Regions from separate parts of the Homo sapiens genome. Here regions 2, 3, 4 and 5 are each linked to region 1. The links are chromatin contacts, found by Hi-C or POLR2A ChIA-PET in ENCODE. All regions are on one chromosome and are shown on one strand. The core of a region is the stretch at or near the end of the contact, and the rest is flanking DNA. Distances in the headings are between cores, read along the strand shown. Region 1 overlaps LOC124900191 (a long non-coding RNA gene). Region 2 overlaps LHFPL2 (LHFPL tetraspan subfamily member 2). Region 3 overlaps ARSB (arylsulfatase B). Region 4 overlaps LHFPL2 (LHFPL tetraspan subfamily member 2). Region 5 overlaps LHFPL2 (LHFPL tetraspan subfamily member 2).

Region 1 (5,328 bases), core at 1,605-4,104:
TAATTGCAGGGCCAAGTGCACTGAAAATATAGGGCCAATTGTTCAAAATTCTTAAGAATTTCAAGATGGCAACAGCAGTAGGTATATACCCCAAAGAAAGGAAATCAGTGTATCAAAGAGATATCTGCACTCCTATGTTTACTGTAGTACCATTCACAATAGCCAAGGTTTGGAAGCAACCTAAGTGTCCATCAACAGATGAATGGATAAAGAAAATGTGGCATATATACACAATGGAGTACTATTCAGCCATAAAAAAGAATGAGATCCTGTCATTTGCAACAACATGGATGGAACTGGAAGTCATTATGTTAAGTGAAATAAGCCAGGCACACAAAGACAAACTTTGCATGCTCTCACTCATTTGTGGGGGCTAAAAACCAAAATAATTGAATTCATGGAGATAGAGAATAGAATGATGGTTACCAGAGGCCGAGGAGGGTAGTGGATAGGGGAGGGAAAGGGGGGAAGGTTAATGGTGCATAAATATAGTTAAATAGAATGAATAAGATCTAGTATTTCATAGCACAACAGGGTGACTATAGTCAACAATAATTTATAGTACATTTAAAAATAACAAAGAGTATAATTGGAATGTTCATAACATAAAGAAATGATAAATGCTTGAGGTGATGGATACCCCATTTACCCTGTTGTAATTATTATGCATTGTATGCCTGTATCAAAATATCTCACATACCCCATAAATATATATAACTACTATGTACCCATAAAAATTAAAAATTAAAGATGGCAACAGCAGAGGATTAAACCACAGGCAGGAGCATTCTAGCCATGCGGCCTGTGCTGCCACGAAGGCTGCGTACCTAGAAGCCACCCGTGAGTGGGGTCCCCAAAAGCTTTGAATCTGAACTGAGGGGTGTATTACCTGGGGGGTCAGTGGGGGTCCACTTGTGGACTCGAGCTCATTTCAGAAATCAGTGTGGCATAGCGAGAAGCTGCCACCATCAAAGTTGTGGGCTCAGCTTGGCAAGGGGGACCTCCAGGGAGGCCATGTACAATTTGTCTGGATGAGTTTGTGCAGGTAACCGAAACAAAAAAAATTTTAAACCCAGGAAAATGATCAGGTATTTAAAATGTTTCCACTAGTGGGGCTCCTGGTAGCTGGGAGAGCTCTTGTTTATGAACCATAAAGTCATCTTGTCTCTGCAGGCCCAGGAACTAACTTACTTTGCATGAGAGAAGGGATGAGGTATTCGGGATGGGGAGTTTGGGATGAAGGGAAAGGTTAGAATGTTGATGCAAAGGGAGCTTTCAGAAGACGGAGGCAGGGGACATGGAGGGTGGGGGTGGGGAGAGATATGTCTAGGGGGCTTTTCTTTTTCTTTTTCTTTTTTTTTTTTTTTTTTTTTTTTTTGAGACGGAGTCTTGCTCTGTCGCCAGGCTGGAGTGCAGTGGCACGATCTCTGCTCACTGCAACCTCTGCCTCTCAGGTTCAAGCAATACTCCTGCCTCAGCCTCCTGAGTAGCTGGGACTACAGGCACACGCCACCACACCCAGCTAATTTTTGTACTTTTAGTAGAGATGGGGTTCCACCATGTTGGCCAGGATAGTCTTGATTTCTTGACCTTGCCATCCACCCGCCTCAGCCTCCCAAAGTGCTGAGATTACAGGCATGTGCCATTGTGCCTGGCCTCTAGAGGGTTTTTCTAAGGGACGTTCTGTGTGATGTGAACAGGGAGGCCTGTGGACCTCCCTACCCCACCCTCCCAGCCTGCCCTACCACCTCCTCCATCTCTGCCCTGGCACATTTTCCTTTAAAAAAAATTTTTTTTTTTTCAGAAATCTTTACGGAGTAAGCTTCCTTTGGGGGAACAAAGAAAAATATTTAGTCCATGGTGAGAGAAGAGAATTGTGGGGTGATGGGGTGAGGGTTAGTATATCATAACCTTGTTAAAATGGAGGTTACACCCCTGCAGAGCTCACTGGAATGAGGCAGGTAGTTTATGTAGCCTCAGAAAAATCACAAGACTTGCTTTATATTTTCATTTAGTCCCTTCACTTGGAAAAATCATGAAGGGAAAAAGGAAGGCTGGTAGTCACAGCCTGGTTGGAGGTGACTTCAGTCACTGGGGACAGAGGAGGGTATATGAGACCGATGGCAGTTTAGTTCTGGGGGTGAGGTGGGAAGTTGGGGAGGTAGAATTAAAGCCACAGGCTCCTACCTGGCTGACAGCAGATAAGACCCTGAGAGTACGCAGGCTAAAGCCATGCCACTTACGCTCCTCTTGCCTGTCTAGCTTTGGGCTTTTATCACAACCAGATTCAAAATTACTGCCCTATTCCATTCCCTCTGGATCCTGGATACTTTGATGATAGGCATAACTTTATTGCTAGACAATAAACACTCATATTAATGACATTTTACATTTAGAAAGTGCTATCTCTAGGTCACTGTAGTTGGTAGGTTGCGAGGGTGTATGGTTGTGGTCAAATTCACCTGTGGTTGAGTGGGCTGAGGCCAAACTGTGTGTCATGGCAGCTGGCAATATGGGGAAGGGAAACTGGGCATCTTTTGTTTACCGAGCACGCAGAAGTTTTTCTTTGTTCTAAGTACAGGTTCTGCAGATGAAATGCCTCAAGATACAATGTGTTCCCCTTAAAAGCCCAGAGAAAATGTCCACTGATACTGTCCAGTTTCTATAAACCACACTGGTACAAAAGAAAAGGGAGCACTGTGGCTGATGTTTGGCATTCTTGTGCAGGATGAGGAGAGGCATTTTCCATTACCTGGTTCACCAATGAGACATATCGCCACCCTTTCATACTCTTTCAGAGTGCAACCTTTGCTGGCCTCAGCTCAGGGGAGATTCCCAGGCAAAGTCCACTGGCCCATGACAAAGCAAAAAGCATTCACTTCTAGCTGGTGGTTTCAACTTCAGTCCTCAGGTGTACAATCAATTCAAGCATACCATCTTCTAAAGCAGTGGCTTGAAATCTACCCTATGTGACATAGTATCTGCTTATGGAACAGCTACTCATACTCATTAAAGCAGCCAAAAATATTAATATTATAAAGTCCTAAAATGCCATTTTGTAGAGGGTTTTTTGTTTGTTTGTTTGTTTGTTTGTTTGTTTTTGAGATGGAGTCTCACTCTGTCACCCAGGTTGGAGTGCAGGGGCTCAATCTCGGCTCACTGCAACCTCCGCCTCTCAGGTTCAAGCAATTCTCCTGCCTCAGCCTCCCGAGTAGCTGGGATTACAGGAGCCCGCCACGACACTCAGCTAATTTTTTACATTTTTGGTAGAGACAGGGTTTCGCCACATTGGCTAGGCTGCTCTCGAACTCCTGACCTCAAGTGATCCACCTGCCGCAGCCTCCCACAGTGCTGGGATTACAGGCGTGAGCCACCACACCCGGCCAAGTTTGTTTTTGTTTTTGTTTTCTTTTTTGAGATGGAGTCTTGCTCTGTCACCCAGGCTGGAGTGCAGTGGTGCAATCTTGGCTCACTGCAACCTCCACCTCCCGGGTTCAAGTGATTCTCCTGCCTCAGCCTCCCGAGTAGCTGGAACTACAGGTGTGCACCACCACACCTGGCTAATTTTTGTATTTTTAGTAGAGACAGGGTTTCACCAAGTTAGCCAGGATGGTCTCTATCTCCTGACCTCGTGATCTGCCCACCCTGGCCTCCCAAAGTGCTGGGATTACAAGCGTGAGCCACTGCACCCAGCCTCCATCCTTTACCACTTATCTCCCCATTCCAGACCACCACTCCTCCCTCACCCCCCATCAAGAGAAAGTCTGCAGGAGGCCAGTGGTCTCATTCCATTGTTTAAAGGGCTGAGTGAAATCATCCACCGGGGATTCCATCCATCAAATCAAATGTTATGGATTTGGTTTGTTTGGTAGATGAAAAAGCCTAAATTGGCTGTCTCCCAGTTCATTCTACATACCACTGTGTGAAAGCTAAGACCAAGGGCCCTCCCAAGAAACAACAGAAAATGGATAATTCTGTGAAATAAGAAGCCAGCAGTTCTCAGCACTTCCCACCAGGCCCTGGTCAAAGTCCAGCATGTCTGCTGGTCCATAGTCTCTAAAAGTGGAGAGCAAAGGAGCAGCCACTGCAGCCAGGTTGGTTCATTCATTCATTGCAACAAACATTTACTGAGTGCCTGCAATGTGCCAGGCCCCGTCCTGGGCCCCGTGGCTACAGCCATGATCAAGATTGTTGATGTGGAGGCAGAATGTTCAGGACACCATTGGCCAGGCACGGTAGCTCACATCTGTAATCCCAGCACTTTGGGAGGCCAAGGTGGGTGTATCACCTGAGGTCAGGAGTTCAAGACCAGCCTGGCCAACATGGTGAAACCCCGTCTCTACTAAAAATACAAAAATTAGCTGGGCAAGGTGGCACACACCTGTAGTCCTAGCTACTTGGGAGGCTGAAGCAGGAGTATCACCTGAACCTGGGAGGCAGAGGTTGCAATGAGCCGAAATTGTACCATTGCACTGTAGCCTGGGTGACAGAGCAAGACTCCATCTCAAAAAAAAGAAAAAAGAATGTTCAGGACACCCATAAATCATGCCATGTAGATACAGAGTCAACCCTGGAAATACATACGGTCACAGAACCTTCTGACAAGGACACTGTCACTGACTATCTCTGCTTTCCATGCTCGATCCCACAGCCATCCCCACAAGTGAATATTGCCAAGGGCAGAGAACTCTCTGCTTCTGAAGTAAGCTATTCTACTTTCCACCCAACCTAGTTTTGTCCCCTAGAGCTTCAAAGAGCCTCTGTGCCCCTTCTGCTCCATAATCACCCTTCCAATATTAGAATGCAGCTGCCATGTTTCTGTTATCCTTCTTCACAAAGAATATTGGGGACCAGGGCATGGGAGCATGGTCCAGATTGAGTCCAAGCTAAAGTTCATAGCCAGGTGTGGTGGCTCATGCCTGTAATCCCAGCACTTTCAGAGGCCGAGGCAGACAGATCACCTGAGGTCAGGAGTTCGAGACCAGCCTGGCCAACATGGTGAAACCCTGTCTCTACTAAAAATACAAAAAATTAGCCCCGTGTGACGGCACGTGCCTATAATCCCAGTTACTTGGGAGGCTGAGGCACAAGAATTGCTTGAACCTGGGAGATGGAGGCTGCAGTGAGCCAAGATCATGCCACTGCACTCCAGCCTGGGTGACAGAGCAAGACTCTGTCTTAAAATAAATAAATAAATAAATAAATAAATAAATACAAAATAAAGTTCAGAAATGCCTGGGCTTTTCTGGAAACTGCTGGGGCAGGCCCACCAGAAGTTTGAATGAGAGCCTGAGCATCCTGTAAGGAATGAACTTATCCAGAGAGAAG
Region 2 (5,328 bases), core at 1,566-4,065, 180 kb after region 1:
TGTAAATGCACTATGGCTCCTCCAGAAGCCCAGAGTAATGATATCAGACGTCATGTGTGCTGGCTGGCACAGCCATGTAAACACTGTGGTCCTAGGACATTGCTTTTGGGGAGTTGATGTAACTCAATGTGTAGTCAGTAAAACAAAGAAAGGAAGGGTTTGTGTGTCTGCCCAGCCCACAGCCATGTTGGGAACATTTAGGAAGCACAAGATCGTGGTTTGTGGGCTCTGCCTCTGTTGTTACTGATGCAGCCGTGAGATGAGGAGCAGGAGTGCCCCGGTGAGCCTCTTAGGGTTCGGGCTGAGTGGCATTTCTAGGCCATAAGATGGAAATTGGAAGGATGGTTTAGATCAGCGCCCTTCTGAGCCTGTTCCACAGAGTGTTCCACTTTCTAGGGACATTTTAGGAGCTACCTGGAGGTGATGGGGGCCAAGGGGACCCTCCTCAACCCCCTACTTTTTTTTTTTTTTTACCAGTACAGTTCTGCTTTCATCTGTTTCCTATGCAGAACTGGGGTTGTTTGTCAGATTCTGTAAACAGTGTTTCATGCTCAAAAAGAAAGTTTGCAAACCACAGGTTCAGAGGACTGACTTCTAATAAAAACAAACAGAGAGAAACCTCTTTAGCCAGGCAACTAATGATTACATTTCTGGGATCTGCATCGATCAATCCACAGACATTTGGAAGCAGCCAAAAGCAAAGCACTAAACAAATAGATGTTTCTGTGTGACCACTATGTCATCAAGAAACTCGTAGTCAATATACACAGAAGACGCAGACTGTGACCTCTAAGTAGCAAGGAGACAGGAGGCCAGTTCTAGTCATATGTGCAGGTGATTCTGCCAGATTGTGGTGTTCTAAGTAAGCACCAGCAAGTCCTGGAGTCGAGGTTACTGAGAATCATGTGATAAAAAATATCATTTATGGAGAGCTTTCCATTTGTTGATCACTGTTTCTAGGATGCATTGCTCATCCTACAAAATGTAGGTTCTATTATTATCCCTGTTTCATGCATGGGGAAGCTGAGTCTTGAGGTTGAGTGGTTTGCCCAAGGATAAAGTAGTGGGGGTGGGGATAGGCCCTCTTGGCTAGAGCCGATGCCCTTGCATACACTGCTGCCGTGTCCCTCTCATGGTTTTAGTGAGTGGAGTGCCTCAGAACGGCTACTTTGAAAAGTGTCTTTCCTGCCAGAGATGCGGCTTTATGATCAATCCACTCAAAAATTGCCCCATATAAAGTTGAAATTTAATGTTGCATGTAAATGATCTTTATCGTAGAAAAGAGAATATAGAGAAAATAAGCCAGCAGTATAATCTTAACAATGTGTGCAAAAACTACGCAGACATGTACAGCCCTGAAAGTGTGCGTTTGTGCTTGGGTTTAATGGCTCACAGACGGTCACTCCAGAGTTTTTAGTGGTACCGTAGAAATTAGAACTCAGTAAGTAACATGACCAAGGTATAGGAGAGCAACTTTTGCACAGGTTTTAAGTTTTAAAGTTTGGGTATTTTTCTCAGATTGTATCTTAGTTTCTTCATTTCAGCCTCTGTATCATGGCCTTAGCTAAAGACTGAGAAGTAAGGATGAGTCTTTTTGAGGGTCTGCCCTTGACTGACTTCATACCCTTCCAAATGTATATGAACCAGTGTCTTATTCTTTATTCTGGCCAATAAGATTGTTCAGGCGAGTGTCTTAGATTCTGCAGAAAGTTATCTTCGGTCAGTTGACTCTGTTGGAACAAAGTAGGTCTCCTAAAGAGTGAATTTAACAGGCACTTAGGTTTGTTTTGATAGGTGCATTTGGAAAAGCTGGGACTGCTTGAGAAACTATTTCACAGCACATCCAGGTGGCTCGAATGATCGGCCTCCACGCATCACACCAAGTCTTTTTAAACAAGATGAACGCTGTAGTGAGTTCGTCTCATGGAGCAAGTGAGGCCCTCAGGGAGAAACATGAACTTATGTGGGTGCTTGGGAAGTATTGAATAATAACTCTTTCAAGCCATGAGGTCCCCATTTGCCTAGCAGACATTTATGAACAGTACCTTGGTGGCTTAAAAATGTTCATTTTCTTTCCCAAGTGCCTAACTCTCTTCCTGAAAGTAGTGTTTTCATTGAAGGCTTGGACCATGCTGGATCTTCACAGAGAAATCCTACTCTTGATTCTATAGCAGACAATGGTGACTTTGCTGAGATAGAGCCTTCGGTGTTGCCTCCTGATGGGGAATGTGTTGGGTAAGGGGGACATGAAGAAGTGGCTAAGTATCAGCCATCTAATACCCTGCAGATCGTATTGGAGCTGGACGTGAAGAAGCGCTCTCTGCGTGGTTTTGGACCAAATGGCTGTGAAAGTGTATGATCCGCCTCACAGTGACAAGCAGCTTGTCAGTGGTTTCCAAAACATCTGTCTCAAAGTGGCGGTTGAAATTCCTACAAGGGAGTGTTTCCATTCATTGTCCATGAGAAATGAGAGAGAGTGGGAGTGAGTGATGCACGATCCAGAGGAAATGCGTGCACTCTCCACTTGGGATTACAATGCAGATGAATTCCATATTTTGGTTAGGGAATTTTTTCTTTTAAAAAAAGAAAAGACAAGAAAGAAAAGCTTGTCGCTGTCCTGGTTACTGAAAAGCAGACTAAAATGGAGTTAAATGCAGGCTGGAACGTTCATTTCAGCTGGATTTTTTTTTCTGTTTTGGGGTGTGTGTGTGTATACGTGTGTGTGTGTGTGTGTAAGAAGATGGCCTGGGACTTCCTGGCACACTTTTCTGCCTTTGGCCCCAGTTTCCCACCAAGGTGGCCTGACCTTGCTGATGAGTCACTTTAAAACTGCTGCGGTCAGCAAGCTGTGGCTCCGTCACTGCATCCGCACAGATCAGCTACTTGAAGATTCAGACAACTGCTACATATACATCCTATTAACAAAAATCACAACAGAGGTTTTCCCAGCTAAAGTTTTACTGTAAAAATGGTAGCCCTATAAGAAAGCCACTATTAGTTTTCATTTAGAGATTTTTTTTTATGTCTACCCCTGTCCCCTACTATGTCAATTCAGGAGTGCTGAAGCCGATTTGCTTTTGTATATTGTGTTCAAAATGTGCTACCTGTAATGATGCAAAACCAAAGACCTGAGCTCTGCTTTACCCTCTGAGGTGTCGTGCAATAGATATTTATTGCAGACCTGCTCTGTGTGCCAGATGCCTGTGCAAGGATGCAGTGTTGCCTGTGGGAGAGACACATGATCCCCTCTTGGAGTTTACTGTCTACAGCAGCTGGGGTGTTGAAGTTCTCACAGGTTGGGGGCTTCAAGTAAGAGGACAAACTATATCTGGAAGACAGCCACGTGGGAAGCTGCCATAACAAGGGACTCTGAATGGGCAGGTCAAGCCATTGCTGTCCTGGCACTGGTGGGTGGTCAGTGATTGTCCTCAGCACTCCCTCAGTGCCCTTCACTAGAGCCAGGGAAGAGTGCTTGCCAGCCTGCCCCTCTCACCTGGGCATATCTGCCACTGGAGGTAGATTGACTTCCACCATTCTGAGTCTCTGCTATCTCCACCTGGAATTGCAAGAGACAATCAAAGGCAAAGTCAGACTCTCCCCTCCACCTCCCGTCCCAAGTCATCTTCTCTGCCTTTAGTTCACGTGCAGCAATGGCATGATGTCTTGCTCTAATCTTCCTATTTTGTCCTTGTCACTATACACACATCTCACCTGTCTCCCTTAGTCCTCCAGCTGTGTGTTCCTGAAGGTGACTTGACTTGCTGAGGAAAGGGTCGCTCTTCAGCCTCACCTTGGTCCCCTGTATCCTGGGGATTTCTGGGACCTGCAGCCCTAGTGGGGCTGCCCTGGGCTTTGCTGGCTCCTGACCTCATCCCTGCAGCCAGAAGGCCAGGCCTGGGGTCTGAGGATTCTCTCAGGGACAAGGCTGAGGGCTTGGCTCTCCTACTGTGCCGCACTCTCTCAGAGGGGCAGTGAGGGAGAATGGCCAGGTGGAGGCCCACCTGGAGCCCAGAGAGCTCTGTGGATGCATGCTGTGCCCCTGCTTGTAGGGACAGAGCCCCAGGGAGATTCCCACTGAAGCAGCCTCGTTGTCTGGGGTGATACCTGAAGTTCGTTGTCTCACTGAGGAAATCAAGGACGTGGACACACAAGGAATGAGGTTAGGAGGAGAAATTTAAAAGGCAGAAGAAAGAGAATGGCTGTCTCTGTTGCAGAGAGAGGGGTCCCAAACAGGTTGCCGATCTGCGGTGAAATGCAAAGGGTTTTATAGATGCCGGGTGAGGAGGTGGTGTCTGGTTTACATAGGGCACAAAAGATTGGTTGGACCAGGTGTGCCATTTGCATAGGGTGCAAATTTCTGGTAGCCCCCCACCATCTTTTATTATGCAGGTAGGTTCTCTGCCTGGCCTGCACCATGCTGCCTATTCCTTTAACACAGCTGCTGGCATTCCCCCATGCAAGCTTCCAGCTTGCCTGTCTTTGCTTGCAGCTCGATTTTTCAGGCTGCTCTTTGTTAGGAAAAAATAATTTCTTGGGCTGCGTTTTGTTAAAAGAGGACTCTTTTACCCTCACTATCTGCCTAAGTAATTTCTTTCTACCTTCCATATCACCATTGGCACTTAAGGAGCATTCACTGAGTGTGAGGCCCTGTAGGGGATGTGAAGGTGAGTCCTGAGGATTTGGACCTCAGGGTGCATGTGCACTGTCTAGTAAGGGAGCAAAGGTGTCCTCTGAAGTCCACCAGGCTGTAGAGAGTACCTATACCATCAAAGTGGCCCAGATAGAGACCAGACCCCTTTCAGTGGGAGAAGCAGTCTGAAAGGCAAGGCTTCCCTGGAAGAGGTGGCCTTGAGCTGTCTCTTGAAGGGCAGGCGAGAGGTGTGCATGTGGAGATGAGGGTGGAAGAGGTGGCATGAGCACGGCGTGGAGGTGGGCTTCAGCAGGAAATCCATTTGGCTGGAACTGCCCAGATCAGGGGGAAGGCTCAGCTCTGTCAGAGCCTCCCAGCCCCCGGGATGCAAGCAGAGCAGCAGAGCTGGAGAAGCCCACTAGGGTGATTCCTGGAAGTCCCAGGAAGCCATTTACAAGCAGCCTTTGCTTGTGGATTCGACAAAGGGGACAAAGGGACAAGGGCGCTTGGATGTGGCAGCTCTGTAAGAGTGGGCTTCTTTGATTGGCCTACTGGTGTGGTCACAGCAGCATTTCCCATTCAGAAACTGGAGCCTCTCAAGGGACCCCACTGGGGAAAGCCAGCCCTGGGGTGATGTGAGGCCTGCTGGAGATCAGAGCTGGCACATAGTGCTGGAGAATTTATTTTTGAAGGATGTG
Region 3 (5,328 bases), core at 1,909-4,408, 160 kb before region 1:
CCAGATAGGAGCCTATTCTGTTCTGTGTACTTTGCTGGTGCTGATGACTAGCATACATAAAAATAGCTAATATTATTTAGCACTGCTTCTATGCCAGGCACAATATTAAGGTGGGTATTTTGTTATCCTCATTTCTCAAATAAGGAAACTTAGGCTCAGAGATTGAGTACTTGCCCAAACCCACAGTGCTTAGCTCCTCTCAGTTCCCTGCATTTCAGTGAAATTAGACATGGGGCAGTAGGGGTGATAGGGGAAAGTGATGATGGTCATAAAACACCTAGACCTATACCTTTTTGTTTATACCTAGTCATCATTTAGCTCAAGTTTTCCTTAACTTCTGGCAGCAGAGTATACCTAATAGTATAACTAGTCTTTAATTAAGAAGCAGCCTTGACACAGACACCCTAGTCTCTAATGTGCGATTGCATAAGGCCTCCTGCTCCCTGTGCCTGGGCTCTCATCTCTCTGGTGGTCACTTGGCTGGCTCTGTCCTGTCCTTATGGTTTCAGCTCCTCCACAAAGCCCAGTCATTGCCTCCCATGAATGGAGAGATCTTATCTCTTTTTCTCACTCACTCCGTGAGGGACAGGACCTTGTCCATCCTGTTTGCTGCCCTTTTTCCAGATCTGGAGTGGTCCCTGGAACATGGCAGCACTCAAGAAAGATGTGTTAAAGGAATAAGTGAGTTCTTTCTTCCAGGCCAAGACTGATGCTTCTTGAAATGCTCCCAATCAACCCTCTTAGACTCCAACATAACTGACCAGGGACCAGATTAGACAAACAATTCTGATATTTGAGGGTTTGATTTACTTAAATTCTCACTGGGGTCCAAGAGCACCCCTTGCCAGCTCCTATAGTTTAAGCAGCAGTATGTAGAATAGCCAATGAAAAGTCAAGGTCACAGAGTAGCTGGACAAAGGCTTAGAAAAAACAATGCAGTGACCTAAGTTAATGTTTAGTGCCTTTAACCTCTATTTTCGGTGAGTGGCCTTTTCCCTAATTATTTGTTCCTCCAAATCATTGAGCCCTTCTGTGTGGTAGGTCCTGTGCTAGGTCTTGGAAATAAAAACATTAAGAAACTTTTTGCTCTTGAGAAGCAGAGTTCATGGGGAAGACAAAGCCATGAACAACTGATTAACAATAGACAGAGCTAAGTATAGTAGAAAATGTGCACATAAAATGTAGCAGAAATACAGAGCAGAGATGAAGACCATCTAGGGCACTAAGTGGCAGGTTCACAGAAGATATGATCTTTAACCCGTGGCACTTTAGGCAAGGGAGCCAACATGTGCAAAGGCAAAATTAGCATGAAAGGGCATGACATATTCTAACAACAGGGAGAAGTTAGTTCTACGTGACTGAAGCTCAGGGCACTTTTTATGGGGGAGGACAGGAGTTGATACCCAAAAAGGAGGTTGGGGGCAGATATGAAGGATTCTATATGTGGGCCTGAAGTTGGAACTTTTTCCCTGATTGGAAAGCAATCAGGTCTTTAAACATGCATGTGGCCTGATTGATTTTGGGTTTTACAAACACCTCTGGTGGGAACTTGAAGCGGTATATAAATTAGCCCAGGAGCCCAGACAGAGGAGTGCCTGACCTAAAGCAATGGGCTGCAGAAGGGGGGATGATTGGAAAGCTGTTTTAAAGGTAGACTTGGCAGAATCAAATGCACATTCTGTCAGAAATGATTCAATGTAGTGCAACAGGGAAAGAGTAGCCAAGCGTGGTGGCACACACTTGTAGTCCCAGCTACTTGGGAGGCTGAAGTGGGAGGATTGATTGAGCCCAGGAGATCGAGGCTGCAGTGAGCTGTGATCCTGCCACTGCACTCCATCCTGGTTGGAGGAGTGAGACTTTGTCTCAAAAAAAAAAAAAAAAAGATAAGATTTGAGAATATCAGAATGTAATTTGAATATCTAGGTAGATAATGTCTCCAAAATCTTTTAGCAGGAGAAGATTGAATTTACCGAATCCTTTAGATGTGTACTAAGACATATATTAGCACTCCAGTTTGCCTCTCAGTAATTTAAAAAAAAATCCAAAGAATCAACCATCAACAAGCAGATACTTTTCTGGGACAAAGAGGCTTCTCCATTTTTGAAACGATGTTGCCTACTCATCTGTTAGTCACCCTTGCATCAGGGCCGTGTTCAAAGAGATGTCCAGGCTTGGTATGAGGCTGCTAGAGCCTTCCTTGCTTTTCCTTTTGTGATCTTTGAGTCAGGTTGGGAAGGATGACTAGGGTAAGCCCCAGCTGAAGCATGCACAGGGATGTTGGGGTAGAGATGATGTTTCAGGGCAGCCCTCCACGGCCAAGCCACACATTAAATTGTTTGGGGAGTAGTTCTAAAAATTAATGCTGTTGTCATGGTTTCATTTTGATTTTTATCAGCTGGATATGGATGAGGCTTCATTGTCATATACTTAATGTTTTTGCTTAGATCTTTGGCAAACCAATATTTTTCCATGACTTTTTGACAGTTATTTTTGTTCAATAGTGAATAATAAAGTGAGATTTACGGTCTGTATATGATAATGTTTGTCTTACTTTGACATTTCTTTTCTAGACAGTAAAGGCCTTATAATTAGATTTTCCCTGTGCCAAAACATTGCTGCAAAACCATCTCCCTGAAAAAACGTTTCTTTGCTTCTTTTAGGAGCTGGCGTCATCTTATTTTGATTTGGAATTTTTTTCATATGTCAGTCAGGAAATGAAACAAAAATTTCTCTTGAATATGAATTCTTAACAAGAAAGAAATTAACTTTTGCCGAAAAATAAAACTAGAAGGGAAAATGAGAAGAAACGTCTTTGAAATGCTGATGGTTCCATTGTCTTTTTAAATTCTAATTTATGTCAAACTTCAGTGAGCAATATAGGAAACTCCCTTTTCCACCTTGTTGCAAAAGAGCTTATTTTATTCTTGTTGCTACTCCTACCAGTTTTATGTTGAATTCTTTGAAATACCCAGGAGACTGAACTAGAACTTATGGACCGCACCCTATTTCTCATATAGTTAACCAACTAATGTCCTAACTCAGTGGATTCTGCCCCATTGCTGATAAGTGGCAACCATCGGCCAGGTGCCATCTGTGGGGGTACAAGGACAGGCGAAGCTGAACTGCCCTTCTGCTGAGGCCACATCTGCAGTTGGCGCTATGCCAGGAGAGCCTTGGAGAAGTTGCACATGTGTCCATTGACAGTGCTTTCTCTTTGGAGTGCTCTTAAAAAGAATAACTGTTGATAGAATCGCTTATTGCTAATGGCAAAACATCACAGAGAACTAATTGCAAAAACAGTCACACTTACTACATCCGTGGCCTCCCCTAATGATATGTGGAAACACCTTCCCTTTCCTACAGTAGCAAAAGTGGCCAAATTCTCTGTACAACCCGGAGAATTTTCCTATCTGAGTCATAACTGAAGAGCTGCTCCTAGAATCAGATTCCAGATCCAGCCACCCTTGTCCCCATCATCTCCACTCTTATTTCCACCACCATCTTCATCCAATACTTTCCGTTGAGCACTAACAAATATGTGCAACTGAAGGACACTACATAATACCTCAGAGAAGTGTATCTATTTAAAACAGAGACAACAGGCTTCTTCTAAAGTATTGAGCCAGCATCACTTACAGCAATCCAGACAACAGAGTGAAATAATCGTTCTGTCTCAGCCTTTCTTGATATCACGGGAAGAGTGTAGGTATTTCTTTCCAGTGTATTTTTGTATCACATGAATAGCACCTTCTTCTAAGTTTCGATACATTGGTTATGAGTGATTGCTACTCTGTGCAGTATCATGAACATGGAGGAATTTCTTCTTTCTACTGATGGTGACCTTTTGTTGTTTTGAATATACGGGTCTGCTCAGCTTCAATATGAAATGGAATGTGTATTTCAACAACTGGCCTGAGTGAATGTTTGGGCCTTGAGTTTTTGTCAAGAAGTGATGTGGGGAGGTTTGAAGAAAGATTCTTGTAAGTCTGTGATGTCAAATGATGAGATTGTCTGTCACCGACCCATGTGTTGAAGAATTGTTTCCTCACCTGATCTAACTCAAGACTCTTCTCTACTCCCTTTCGAGAAGCACAGAAAAGAACTGAGAACTGGTGTGTTAAGGGCGCCACCAAAAGTTTCCTTGGCAGTAGAGCCTTGAATTTCTTCCCCAACAGCAGCTAAGCCTTCTCTAAAAGGAATTACCATTACCTTGAAATAACTTCCTATGTACACTCATAGGAAGAGTGTACACTTTGCTGAGGTTGACCGTACTTGTGGTTTTCATCAGGAAGTGAAAGTTTATGTGGCCTACATGTGTGAGCCCACTCTATACTAGGGATAGCAGGAGTGTGGTGCTCTAGGGGCAGAGGCCTGGGGTGTCACACAGACCTTGTTGGAATCCTAGCATTGCCATCTATTCACTGTTTGGCTTTTTCAAACTTCCTTTTAAAAAACGTGACAAAATGGTTATAATACTAAACTATTTGGGTTGTTGTAAATTTTAAGAACAACAGCAGTTACTACCATGTATTGAGCACTTAGGTTGTGTCAGGTACCCTGCCAAGAAAAGATCATAAGCAATGTCACTTCATTTCCATCATAATACATGAAGTAGTGCTATGGTTTGGATGTGGTTTGTTTCCACCAAAGCTCATGTGGAAGTCTAATTGCCACTGCATCTTGGGAGGTGGGGCCCAGTAGGAAGTGTTTGGGTCATGGGGGCGGGTTCCTCATGAATAGATCAATGCTGTCTCCCAGGATCGAGTTCTCAATCTCAAGGGAATGGATTAGTCGCCATGAGAGTGGGTTGTTATAAAGTGAGGCTCTTCCTGCTCTTTGGTCCCTCTTTACCTGCACCTGCCTCTCCTTCCACTTCTCTGCCATGTTATGATGCAGCACAAAAGCCCTCACCAGCAACTGATGCCAGTGCCTAGCGCTTGGACTTATCAGTCATCAGAATTGTGAGCCAAATAAACCTGTTTTCTTTATAAATTACCTAGTCTCAGTATTCTGTTATAGCAACACAAAATGGACTAAATCAATTAGTGATTGTTATTTCCACATGAAGACGAGGAAACTGAGGTGGTATATCACCCCTGGCCACACAGCTAGTGAGTGTCTGGCCTCAGGCTTCTATTCCAGGTCTGCCAACCCCAGATTCTGTGAGAGATAATGCAAAATCAGAGTCACTCCTAGTGCAGTCAGTGCTTAACAAGTGTTCATTCTCTTTCCTCCCAGATGCATCTTGTAGCTTTGATAGATCTCTGATTTCTTAATAAATTTTTATATGTAACATTCTATACAGCAGGTGGTCTGTCATACTGCCCT
Region 4 (5,328 bases), core at 998-3,497, 150 kb after region 1:
AAAGGTGCTCAGCGGACAGGAGAGCAAAAGGTAAAATTGGGAGACTTACCTTTACGTATTTATTTACTTTTTCGTGGGTAATTTATGAAGACTCTAATTTCTTTCATTCATTCTTTTTTGAGTAAAAATTTATCTTTTTTTTTTTTTTGAGATGGAGTCTCGCTCTGTTGCCCAGGCTGGAGTGCAGTGGCGCGATCTCGGCTCACTGCAAGCTCCGCCTCCCGGGCTCACGCCATTCTCCTGCCTCAGCCTCCGGAGTAGCTGGGACTACAGGCACCCACCACCACGCCCGGAGAATTTTTTGTTTTTTTAGTGGAGACGGGGTTTCACCGTGTTAGCCAGGATGGTCTCGATATCCTGACCTCGTGATCCACCCGCCTCGGCCTCCCAAAGTGCTGGGATTACAGGCGTGAGCCACTGCGCCCGGCCAGATTTATCTTACATATTTTGGCTGGGCACAGTGGCTCATCCCTGTAAGATTGCACCAGGCCACTGCGCTCCAGCATAGGTGACAGAGCAAGACCCTGTCTCCAAAAAGAAAGTTTTACAAATTTAAATTAGAAGATTAAATGACCTCTGCGACTCTACTTCTTGAAATTGTCCAGTCTGTGCAGGATGAAGACTTTTCCAGAGACCTAGAAACTAAATTACACTATCTTCCCTTTGTTTTTCTTCTCTTTGTCTTTTGTAGTGTGTGTGTTATTTTCCTGGTCAGGGAAAAATAAAGGAGAGAACTCTTAAGCTATAACATTTTGTTTTAGTGCTGTTTTCTTTGCTTGTTCCATTTTAAAAAGACACATTCATTAAAATAAAACCTATGTTTTTAGTTATTTCTCTCTTTTGACATTTTGTGGAGTTAGTTTTGCCATGTGGGTTTTTCTTTTTTTCTTTTTTTGAGATGGAGTCTCGCTCTGTCACCAGGCTGGAGTGCAGTGGCGCAATCTTGGCTCACTGCAACCTCCGCCTCCCAGGTTCAAGTGATTCTCCTGCCTCAGCCTCCCGAGTAGCTGGGACTACAGGTGCGTGCCACCACGCCCGGCTAATTTTTTTGTATTTTTAGTAGAGACGGGGTTTCACCATATTAGCCAGGATGGTCTCGATCTCCTGACCTTGTGATCCACGCACCTCGGCCTCCCAAAGTGCTGGGATTACATGGGAGGGCCACTGTGCCTGGCCCTCCATGTGGTGGTTTTCAAGGTGTTTGTTTATTTACAGCAAAACCCTTTCTTTCAAATGAAATCTTGTGTTTAACCCTAATATAGGAAACAGATCAAGAGCTGCTGCCCTGTGGGGGTTGCCTGCAGCCTCCTTCTTGCCACGTGGTCCCTGAGGCACAGCTGAGCAGCCTGTTTTATAATCCACTGGCAAGAACACAGGATTAGGAAGCAGTGTCTGTTTAGCGGTCCCTAGCTCTGCCACCAAGACCTTTGGTCACTTTACGTCTCTCGATTCTTTTATGAAATGATGACTTTGGGCCAGAGTCTCTCTGAGGTCCTTCCTGCTCTGACAGCCAGCAGTTCTGAGTCACACAGAGAGACTGAGGTGGTGAGGTGTTTGGTGACGCTCAGCAAGAACAGGTCTGGAGAGAGGAAGAATCACCCTGCTTTAGCATGAATAGCCTTCACTTCATGTAAGCGAAAGCTCAGGAACCAAAACATGCATCAGCAGAATTGCCTCTGAGGACAGTGTTTTCTGAAGGTTTCAGCGAGCCATCTGCAACCTGTTAGCACAGAAAAATCTTGTGGGGAAAAGGACTTCAATCAATTGTAGGTGGTTGTTTACCACTGATTGTTGAATTTGCTGATCAGCAGTGGTTTGGTTAAAACCGTTTTCCCTTACTAGACAAAATTATGTCCCATCACTTTTTTGTTGTTCTTAGTTGGGAAATGCATCTGAGACATAGTTCAAGAATCTGCAGCCAATTAACACATTTGGTTAGAGAATGGAGATGGTGAGGCCAGGGTCAGGGTTCAGTTGGTATGTGGGCCAGTTAGCTGAGCTGGGCCCTCTGGCCAGACTGTACTTTTAACCCCAACCAACTGGCTCTCACATGTGTGCCATGGGTCACAGGGAAGGGTTAGAGGGCATGGAAGGATATCCCAGCTCAGCCTCTCCTCCTGGGGCCAAGCTGGGCCTTTGCCCTGCTGCTGGAGGGCTGGGCCTGGTGTACAGAGGGCACCCTCCCCACGTCTTTAACAGCTAAAGGGAAATGTGAAATACTCCCCACGGACCAGTATCTTCACGCCCACTGTTAGTGGGCCTCTTCAGTCTGAAGACAAAACTTCCTCCTCTAAGTTAGAACAGACATTATGTAAATAATGCTTCATAGTTCTCATCGTGAGCGTACTCTCCTCCTCTTTGGGAATTGGGAGAAGAGCTGGCATTAAAAGAGAAATTTTCTTCTGTTTTGGGTATTTGCTTCTATTGGATTTAGTTACAATTTGTTTCCTATAAAATATAGGAAACACAAGTAGTTTGAAGTAAACGATCTTAGTTAGGCACTTTTGATGAGACAAGTGTTCATTCCTATTATACAAAATTCAAACATTACAGAATTCTAAAACTTACACACTTCTTAATCTATGCACAAACCTACCCCCATGGTAGCCATCAAGATAATCTTGAATCAATTTAAAAATGGACATAAAAATTAGAATTTTAAAACTTGTGATTTATTTTTCCCCCAGAATTATTTGGGTCCAGGGCAATGGCTTCCAAAGTGTTTGTTTCAACAGTGAGTGCTTTCTTCAAAATTTTAAGTCAAATTCTAACATGGGGGGAAAAAAGATGAAAGCAGAGACAGGCTGTGCAGGAGCTCTGCTCACTTCCTCCTCTGCCTAACCAGTGAAACTTACAGGTCCCTCTGTTGAGAGACCCCCTCTGCAGAGATACCTCCAACATGCCCTTCCCTGCTGTTTCAGCGGTTGAGTGTGTTGGCCTCAACTTCCCTGACCAACTCTTCTAAGTGGGGCAGCTGTAGTGACGCTTGTTTCCCTGCCATTCACTTGGGGTGGTTATTTTTAGCTAAGCTATAGTTAGTTGCAAACTTAAAAGCTAACCACCTAAGCCAACCAGTATTTTTTCCTATCTTAAAATTGGACCTTTACATTTAAGTCATCCTTTCAGTTTAGCTCAAATGCCACATTTGTCACTACTTTTTAGTCTGTGCCAAGAAGTTTTTCTCCTCATGGATTGGGTTTAAGGCTGTCACGATAGTGCTTGCACCCACCATGGTAGACAATTCTGTTCATGGATCTTGTAGAAATGAGTTTTTTCCTTGTACTCCCCGTTCCAGGAAATTGAGTTCCTGCCTGTTTTCTCTTCCCCACTAGATAATGAGAAGCAATGCAGTGTTATTTCACACTGTAGGTCTTGGGTGCCCAAGCCTTTTTGGGACCCAAGCTGCACAGCAGGACCAGGCGAGCGAGCATTACGGCCTGAGCTCCACCTTCTGTCAGCTCAGCAGCAGCATTAGATTCTCATAGGAGCACAAACCCTATTGTGAACCGTGCGTGCGAGGAATCTAAGTTGTATGCTCCTTATGAGAATCTAATGCCTGATGATCTAAGGTGGAACAGTTTCATCCCGAAACCATCTCTCCCTTACCCATTGCCCACAGAAAAATTGTATTCCAGGAAACAGGTCCCTGGTGGCAAAAAGGTTGGGGACTGCTGCTGTAGATAATGCAGGATTATCTATTAAACTCCGTATCTGTTAAATAGTATATCTGTTAAACTCTGAACAACTCTTGAGTAACTCCTAGCCCTAAAAAAGAAAAACACAGCCTGGTGTAAATGTTCAATTTTTAGGTCCATGCTGTACCCAAATACTTGTCATTTGGCACTGAAAGTGGTCTTTCACAGTCTTACAATGTCCTCATATATTTAGTTAGTATATATATATGTGTGTGTATATATATATATGTGTGTGTATATATATATATACACACATATATATACACATATATATACACATGTATATACACATACATATATATACACATACATACATATATATATATGTATATAAAATGTACTTTGTAGAATTATTTGGCTAAGCTTTGAAGAGATAGCTCAGATATTTCACATGCCCTAACTCTTTTAATACATACATACCTCTGAGGTAGATGCTATTTTTTCTTTTTACTGTATAGTAGCCAGCTCTTTCCTTAATTACTTCACATGCTTTTCTGGGGGTAATCTCACTCTTTCATATGACTTCAGTCATAGGAAACTTCATAGGTGACTTCAGTCACCTCCTATATGTTTGCAGTTTTCCAAACTATATTGCCTGTGCTACTGGAATCCCCCCTACCTGGTTGCCCAGCTAGGTACTTCAAACCTTAAAAGCTTCAACAGAGCAAAATGTCCTCCCTATCTCGTCTGATCTCCTTTCCCCCCAGCATTTGGTCAAGACATTATCATCTGCCCACGCGTGTATTCATCAACTGATATTTACTGAGAGAGTGCGTTATTTCTCAGGCACTATTACTGGTGTTAGGGATCTACATATCACAGACCAAAACTGATTAAAAGCCTTGTCTGCAGGGAGCTTACATCCTAGTGGATAGACAACTAACTTAAAAATTCAGATCTATTTCTGTACTTACCTAGCTAGACATTTCTGTCTCTGTATATCCACCTTATCCATCCATATGATGGGCTCCAGGCAGTGGTGAGAGCTGTGGACAGGCAGTGCTGGAGGCACAGAGGGGTGTGTTGCACTTTTAGCAAGGGTGGTCAGGGAAGGAGATAACATTTGCATGGAGATTTGAATGAAGCAAGGGATGAGTATGAATATCTGTGATTTGGGGGGGCCTGCCTCACCCTCTGTTAGTCCTTCCCAGTCAAGGACTGTTTTGGTCATTTTTGGATGTCACCCCAAGCCACAGTTTGTAAATGTGAGCCATGAGATGAGTGGATGGACTTGAAACAGGGAGTTAGACAAGCGAATAATTATTAGTATGGTGGATGTGACCCCTACCACTCTCTGAGCTGCGTGAGCTCAGAGAAGGGTGGCACGGAGAGGGCAGAGGCGAGGGTGGGTTCAGAGAAGGCTGCGTGGAAGATGACACTGAAGTTGGGTCTTGAGCAGAGTTTCATGCATGGAGTTGGGAAGGATATAGAGGCAAAATAGTTACAGAGGCAGATGCCCTGGGCCTCAAATCTGAGGTTTGCAGAATGCAGCATCGAGTTCAGGGTCCACACAGGCCAAAAAAAGGAGAGGAGCACAGCACCATGACCTGTGATGGGCAGTGTGCAGCAAACTCCAGGACAGATGAGCTGGGGGTGGGTGTGTTTTAAGAGGACAATTTCCATTTACCTGATT
Region 5 (5,328 bases), core at 2,312-4,811, 140 kb after region 1:
TGAGAGATAGCTAGGCCAGCCAGGCTGGTCCCCAGACTCTATTCTAAGAGCAAGGAAAGAACACAGTGCTAGCACCCACTCAGAAGGCTAGCCACATCAGATGGTTTCTCTCTGAAGTTGAGATGTGACATGCAATTTATATTCTTTCTTTGGTCGTTGGCGGCTATGTCCATTCTATATGTGATTTAGTAATTAGGGACTGTTTGGCTTTCTAGAATCAAACAAAGACTATTATAAAATGTCAAGTTTTTTTACCTTCAACTTTTGCACTGTGTTTTCAAGTAAAACATTCTGCTAACTTGTAAGTTTGTCCCTTTTCTCTTTCTTGTGTCTTGGTTCTTATCCCAGGGGAACACTTAGGAAAAATTATAGAATCCCTACCCAAACAGTGTAGTGAAGGAACTGTTCATGATTTGTAGGGCTCTGGCTATGAACTGACTGCTGTGTGCCAGTTTAAGCTTATAGCCACTATTACTTTATTACAGGATTTTGATTAATTTGTTAGATGGTGGCTGTGTGTCAGCTGCTTGTTTTTAGAGCTTTCACCTGGGTGAATAATAGCTTCTATCTATTATGTATGTGCTAGAAACTTGATTTAACCCTTACAGATACATTAGACAGCGTATATTACAGATACAGTGAATAGCTAATAGTTAATTAATGTGTCCAAGGCCACACAGTTAGCTGACATCCTGCCCAAGTTGAGTCGGAGGATGTCTATACAAAGCTATGCTGCCTCTCCCCCTAAAAATAGGGGAACAGAGTTAACATGCTACATAGGGCCGAATGTCTTTAAGCCTCTCTTCTTGTCTAGTGTTACAGAAATAGCCATTGTTTTAGAGAAGCAGGATTGCATAAAGGCTAAGAGCCAGGATAACTGTCTGGCCCCCATACTTAACTAGCTCTGAAACCTTGGGCAAGCTCCTTAACCTTTTTCTATCTTGGTTTCTCTGTCAGTGCATAAAATAGTACCTGGGCTGGTGAGGCTTAAATGAGTTCCTATCTACGAGTTATTGGAAGAGTGTTCATAACAAGCAGTATGCAAGAGTTTGCTATTTTTGTGTGTGTTACCTTGAAGACGAATAGGAATGAGATATCCTCTCCATCCCCCCTCCTTCTTGCCTCATCAAGCAGGGTTCCCTGGGTCAGCTTGTGGATAGGTTTCAGAGTAGGGAAGGACTGGGGACAGTCATGCCGTCTGGTTTGTGAGTGAGGCCTTCATAGACAATTGGTCCAGCCTTGCTCCTCTAGGCTGTGTATGGAGCTCTCAGGTTCTTCCACACACACTTGGTCCTTCCAGTCTCTGGTCTGGTTACTTCTCAGGTTGCCTCTTCTCCCAAAGAGTGTATCCTTGACCACTACCAGATGTACTATAAATACATCATTGCTTGTTCAAATATTGATTTAGTACGCTCACCTGTTACCCATATGTTTCAACTAGCATGGTCACAATGGTATATCATAAACCATGACCTTCTGGAGACAGGGACCAGGTCTGTGAGGACCTTATGGAGCATTTTTTAAAAGAGCTTTTTGTCATGAAAATGATACTGTTTTTGGAGTGTGAAGGGAGAGGTGCTCGGGAGAGACAGCTGGGGCCTTTAAGTCCCCAGGCTGTCTTCCTCAATCGAAAACAAGAGGTGGAAAGATGTCACCAGGGATCTCAGGACCTTGCACTCTTGACTTTAGCTCTTCTTTTCCTTAATTCCAGGAACCTAGATGTCTTACTTGAGGGCTGTGAAATCTTTCTCCTGATTCCCATGGGGATGAGAAGTGAATCAGGAGTGTCTGATGCAGATACTGTGTCTGCTCCCCGGGAAAAGCACTCACTGTGAGCAGCAGCTGGCATCTCCTTTCGCCCCCCGTGAATGTCAGCACCCGGTAGTGTCCTGGAACTGCTGTGTAGTGACTGCTTCCAACCAGACACCGGGGACAGAGATTATGCGCGAGTTGCCAAAACCAGGCATGGGAGCACCTGTTGGCTTTTGTTTTTAATTGTGATAAAATACACATAACATAAAATGTACATTTCAAGCATACAGTTCATAGTATTGAATGTTTTCACACTGTTGTGCAACCATCACCACCAGCTCCAGAACTCTTTTATCTTGCAAAACTGAAACTCTGTACCCAAGAAACAATAACTCCTCATTCTGAATAATTTTTAAAATTCAGAAAGAGTAATCTGGATGGCCAGGAGTAATTCAGCTGATTGTGTGTGTGTGTGTGTGTATCTGAATTTTTCACTAAGTTGAAGAGTAATGTGTGTGTGTGTGTGTGTGTGTGTGTATCTGAATTTTTCACTAAGTTGAAGAGTAATGTGTGTGTGTGTGTGTGTGTGTGTGTATCTGAATTTTTCACTAAGTTGAAGAGTAATGTGTGTGTGTGTGTGTGTATCTGAATTTTTCACTAAGTTGAAGAGTAATCAGGCAGAACTTAATGTAGATGAAAGTGGAAGTGAAGAAAGCAAAAGATGCTCAAGAAGGGCCAGTCTCGTACATAATTGTGAAACTTTGGTGGAGAGAGAAGGAAAAAGCACCCTGCTTCCCGCACTGGGCAGAGAATTTATGCAGTTTGCACTGAGAAGTAGAAACCACACAGGAGACAAACCCAAATTAGCTCTTACTTTTTGTTACTCTTAGAGCGTCTTCTAGAGGAAAGAATTCCCTCAGTAGAATTTGCTGTGGATCTGCAGAGGCTACCTCTGAAATCTGAGGCATCCATCCCGCACTCCTTTGAGAGAGGTGCTCTCTGTCCTTCCTGAGCGTTTGGGAGAGAATGCCTTGCCGTGTCTGAGTACTTCTGAAGTCTTCCAGAATTTCCTGGCTGGAGTTCTGTTGCCACGCATTTGACTTCTCTTTGACCCCTCATTGTAGGTCCATGTTGCTTGTTAAAGGACTATTGTACTGCCTGTTAATTGAAGACTGTGCTCTTGAGCACTGGGAAAAGACCATCAAATGAAAATGAGTTGAAGGGAACCACGTCTTTCAGACACTCTCCAGATGGAGCAGATAGTGCCCACTTCCCAGCCCTCCTGCGCCAGCTCTGTCTCTAGGAATCAGTTCTCAGACCTGTCAACCACATGTTCATGCCAGTTGTGTGTGCCCAGAAAGAACAATAAGAAAACCTGGTGATTATATGTGCTGCCCTTTATTTTTCTCCTATCCGTGTTCTACATGTGCCTTGTGTTTGCTCTTGCTGCCTCAACTAGTAAGCTTCCTTTCTGTTTCTGCAGCCCCCATGGCACAAGGTCTCCTGGCTTCTCCTCCCCTCCTTTCCCTTGTACCAGAGTTGGTTTTAACAAAGCTAAGTGTTCCACAAGAATGTCTTATTTAATAATTGTCAGAAAGAAAGTGTTCCATAAAGGCAGGAGGGTAGACGCGACAATGTCAAGGATTACAGGACACAAAGGATCACAAACATTTTCTCAGAGTTGGCCTCGGGATTTGCTTTGAATTTTATGTTGTCATCCTCTCTTCCTACCCCCACTTTCTGCCTTGCTTTTCCCAGATGATTTCATTGAAAAGCAATGGCAAATTATGACTCGTCTTTTCTCCTAGAGTCTTACCAGATAGTTTATTCTCAGAGGTAAACATTTTAGTAAGCCTTTTGTTTAGTGACTCATTAATTTGATGAGGAAAATGTCCTAATAAAGATAAAGAAACTAAACGGTTTCAAAAGCTGCAAAGGGAAAAATGTTGCAGGGCACTTGAGGTCAACTGCTTCCCCCGTTCTTTGAATTTCATTTGTTGTTTGGTCATGGGAACAAACATTGGTCATTAGGGGGTTAGGCCCTCGTCTTCATTTTTTTCTGTAAACTTACATGTACACACCAAGTCATTAGCGTTTTACTTCCTGGGAGTTTCTTTCTGTATAGATAGGGACTAAGCCTGAGGAGATTTTACAAAAGTAGGAAGTCAGATTTCCCTCTTCCACCACAAATTAGTGCATTCATTTTGTCACTAGGTTAAATATTTGGCTAACTTTTTATGGCAAAAAAATAGAAATATTTGGCTCAGAAATATTTGTCTAATTTTTACTGGTAAACAGTTTGATTTTCTCAGAAATGTCACAAACCCCCAGGTATAAAGGGTCAAAGATCCCTAAATAGAATCGGAGGCCTTTGAGAGACTAGGAAACATTCTTAGCTATAAACCAGTGGTAACAAAAAACATGATCTGCATTATCCATTTAGAGAACATCTTCTAGAGACGTATTATGACTTTACGCTGTTCTACATTATTTTGGTAAGACTAAATGTTCCAGCATGGATGATACAACTATTTCTAGGTTTCGTATGACTGTTTAGTGAAATATAAATGTATTCTGGGTAAAAGGCCCTTCGTAGCATGAGTACATTGACTTTTATTAAATCCAAGAGTAACATCATAGATGTTTCAAAAAATAAATTGTCCAACAATTTTACACTTAAATTTTAAGAGAGAATTGTATGCCTCTGTGATTCTTCTCAGGAGGAAGACCCAGTTCTAAACTGGAAAAAAAAATTGAATAACATCCCACCACACTATCTTTGGTACAAACTTTACTTATAGTATTTATTAGTTGTTAAAAAAATATGTGAAATCAGAAGGAAAAATGATTTCAATATAGTTAGAAAAAATGAAGAGGCAAGGTAAAGTGACTTTAAAGTTCTAGGTACAGTATAAAGACCTTGATTTCATTTTGCTTATGTTTGTATCTGCTCTCTTGCCAGATACTTGTCAAGGCGGAAAGATAATGACCTGAAAGTAGCTTTTCATTACAACATACCTCTAACACTGTTGCCCGTTTGTTGTTGTTGTTGTTGTTGTTGTTCCTGGCTAGGTCTTCCTGGACCAAAAGGGATGAAAAAGAGCTATCATGAGGAACGAGCTCTAGTAGAGCCATGTGTGTGAAAGTGTGGGTGTTTGTATAATGATGCAAGAGCATTTCGTAGCAGGCAAGTTTCATAATGATATAAATATATTTTAGTTATATGGATATCTAATTACATAGACTAATGAAATGCCGTTTACAAGAGGTGGTCTTACATGTGACACAGGTCATATTCTGAGATGACCACCTGCAGGGGCTAGGTTTAATTTTGGGCCCCTTTTAACTTACAATAATTGTCAAATGAACCAATCCTTGGTGCATCAGGGACTATCTGGATGGCCACCATTCATGCATTTATTCAGTTAACTGTGTTGTGTCCTGCTCTGGACTGGGCATCAGGCGAGGCCTTGAGCATATGAGGTGAACCAGACATAGTGGCCGTCCTCAAGGAGCCAACCCATGGTCTGCTGGAGGAGGCAGACATGAACCAGCACGTATGCTGCTGGGTGGTGA

Evidence for each region. Hi-C counts contacts between places; a loop is a spot of excess contacts on that map. ChIA-PET counts read pairs that join two places held with the same protein, here RNA polymerase II (POLR2A). Pooled maps may share reads with other maps.
Region 2: a pooled map shows a loop between it and region 1 (4-fold over the local background). The contact joins two enhancer-like sites. A Hi-C loop is called at or near these places in 7 of 37 single-sample maps with no recorded cell type and 3 of 50 pooled maps. POLR2A ChIA-PET finds 5 or more read pairs at or near these places in 5 of 52 experiments (GM12878, OCI-LY7, PC-3 and 2 more).
Region 3: a map with no recorded cell type shows a loop between it and region 1 (6-fold over the local background). The contact joins two enhancer-like sites. A Hi-C loop is called at or near these places in 1 of 168 maps with a recorded cell type or tissue (OCI-LY7), 28 of 37 single-sample maps with no recorded cell type and 5 of 50 pooled maps. POLR2A ChIA-PET finds 5 or more read pairs at or near these places in 1 of 52 experiments (GM12878).
Region 4: a map with no recorded cell type shows a loop between it and region 1 (5-fold over the local background). The contact joins two enhancer-like sites. A Hi-C loop is called at or near these places in 13 of 37 single-sample maps with no recorded cell type and 4 of 50 pooled maps. POLR2A ChIA-PET finds 5 or more read pairs at or near these places in 1 of 52 experiments (WTC11).
Region 5: a map with no recorded cell type shows a loop between it and region 1 (5-fold over the local background). The contact joins two enhancer-like sites. A Hi-C loop is called at or near these places in 1 of 168 maps with a recorded cell type or tissue (PC-3), 2 of 37 single-sample maps with no recorded cell type and 4 of 50 pooled maps. POLR2A ChIA-PET finds 5 or more read pairs at or near these places in 2 of 52 experiments (GM12878 and WTC11).

Annotation. Positions count from the first base shown.
Region 1 is chr5:78,725,422-78,730,749 of GRCh38, reverse strand. All of the region lies in intron 3 of LOC124900191 (a long non-coding RNA gene), which reads left to right. Among named protein-coding and RNA genes, the nearest start is that of LHFPL2, 79 kb to the right of the region's middle. RefSeq lists enhancers at 2,595-2,704, 2,670-2,964. Within about 2 kb of position 2,854, at least 4 of the 41 ENCODE cell types and tissues checked have a DNase peak (open chromatin) inside an H3K27ac peak, as active enhancers do; they include GM12878 and OCI-LY7, where a contact is called at or near this core.
Region 2 is chr5:78,542,159-78,547,486 of GRCh38, reverse strand. The region is part of intron 3 of LHFPL2 (LHFPL tetraspan subfamily member 2); the gene reads left to right. Among named protein-coding and RNA genes, the nearest start is that of LHFPL2, 100 kb to the left of the region's middle. RefSeq lists enhancers at 336-495, 3,204-4,021, 4,022-4,841. Within about 2 kb of position 2,815, at least 2 of the 41 ENCODE cell types and tissues checked have a DNase peak (open chromatin) inside an H3K27ac peak, as active enhancers do.
Region 3 is chr5:78,886,806-78,892,133 of GRCh38, reverse strand. The region is part of intron 4 of ARSB (arylsulfatase B); the gene reads left to right. Among named protein-coding and RNA genes, the nearest start is that of ARSB, 96 kb to the left of the region's middle. RefSeq lists an enhancer at 4,524-4,573. Within about 2 kb of position 3,158, at least 6 of the 41 ENCODE cell types and tissues checked have a DNase peak (open chromatin) inside an H3K27ac peak, as active enhancers do; they include OCI-LY7, where a contact is called at or near this core.
Region 4 is chr5:78,571,115-78,576,442 of GRCh38, reverse strand. All of the region lies in intron 2 of LHFPL2 (LHFPL tetraspan subfamily member 2), which reads left to right. Among named protein-coding and RNA genes, the nearest start is that of LHFPL2, 75 kb to the left of the region's middle. RefSeq lists an enhancer at 2,961-3,010. Within about 2 kb of position 2,247, at least 8 of the 41 ENCODE cell types and tissues checked have a DNase peak (open chromatin) inside an H3K27ac peak, as active enhancers do.
Region 5 is chr5:78,589,689-78,595,016 of GRCh38, reverse strand. All of the region lies in intron 2 of LHFPL2 (LHFPL tetraspan subfamily member 2), which reads left to right. Among named protein-coding and RNA genes, the nearest start is that of LHFPL2, 56 kb to the left of the region's middle. Within about 2 kb of position 3,561, at least 7 of the 41 ENCODE cell types and tissues checked have a DNase peak (open chromatin) inside an H3K27ac peak, as active enhancers do; they include GM12878, where a contact is called at or near this core.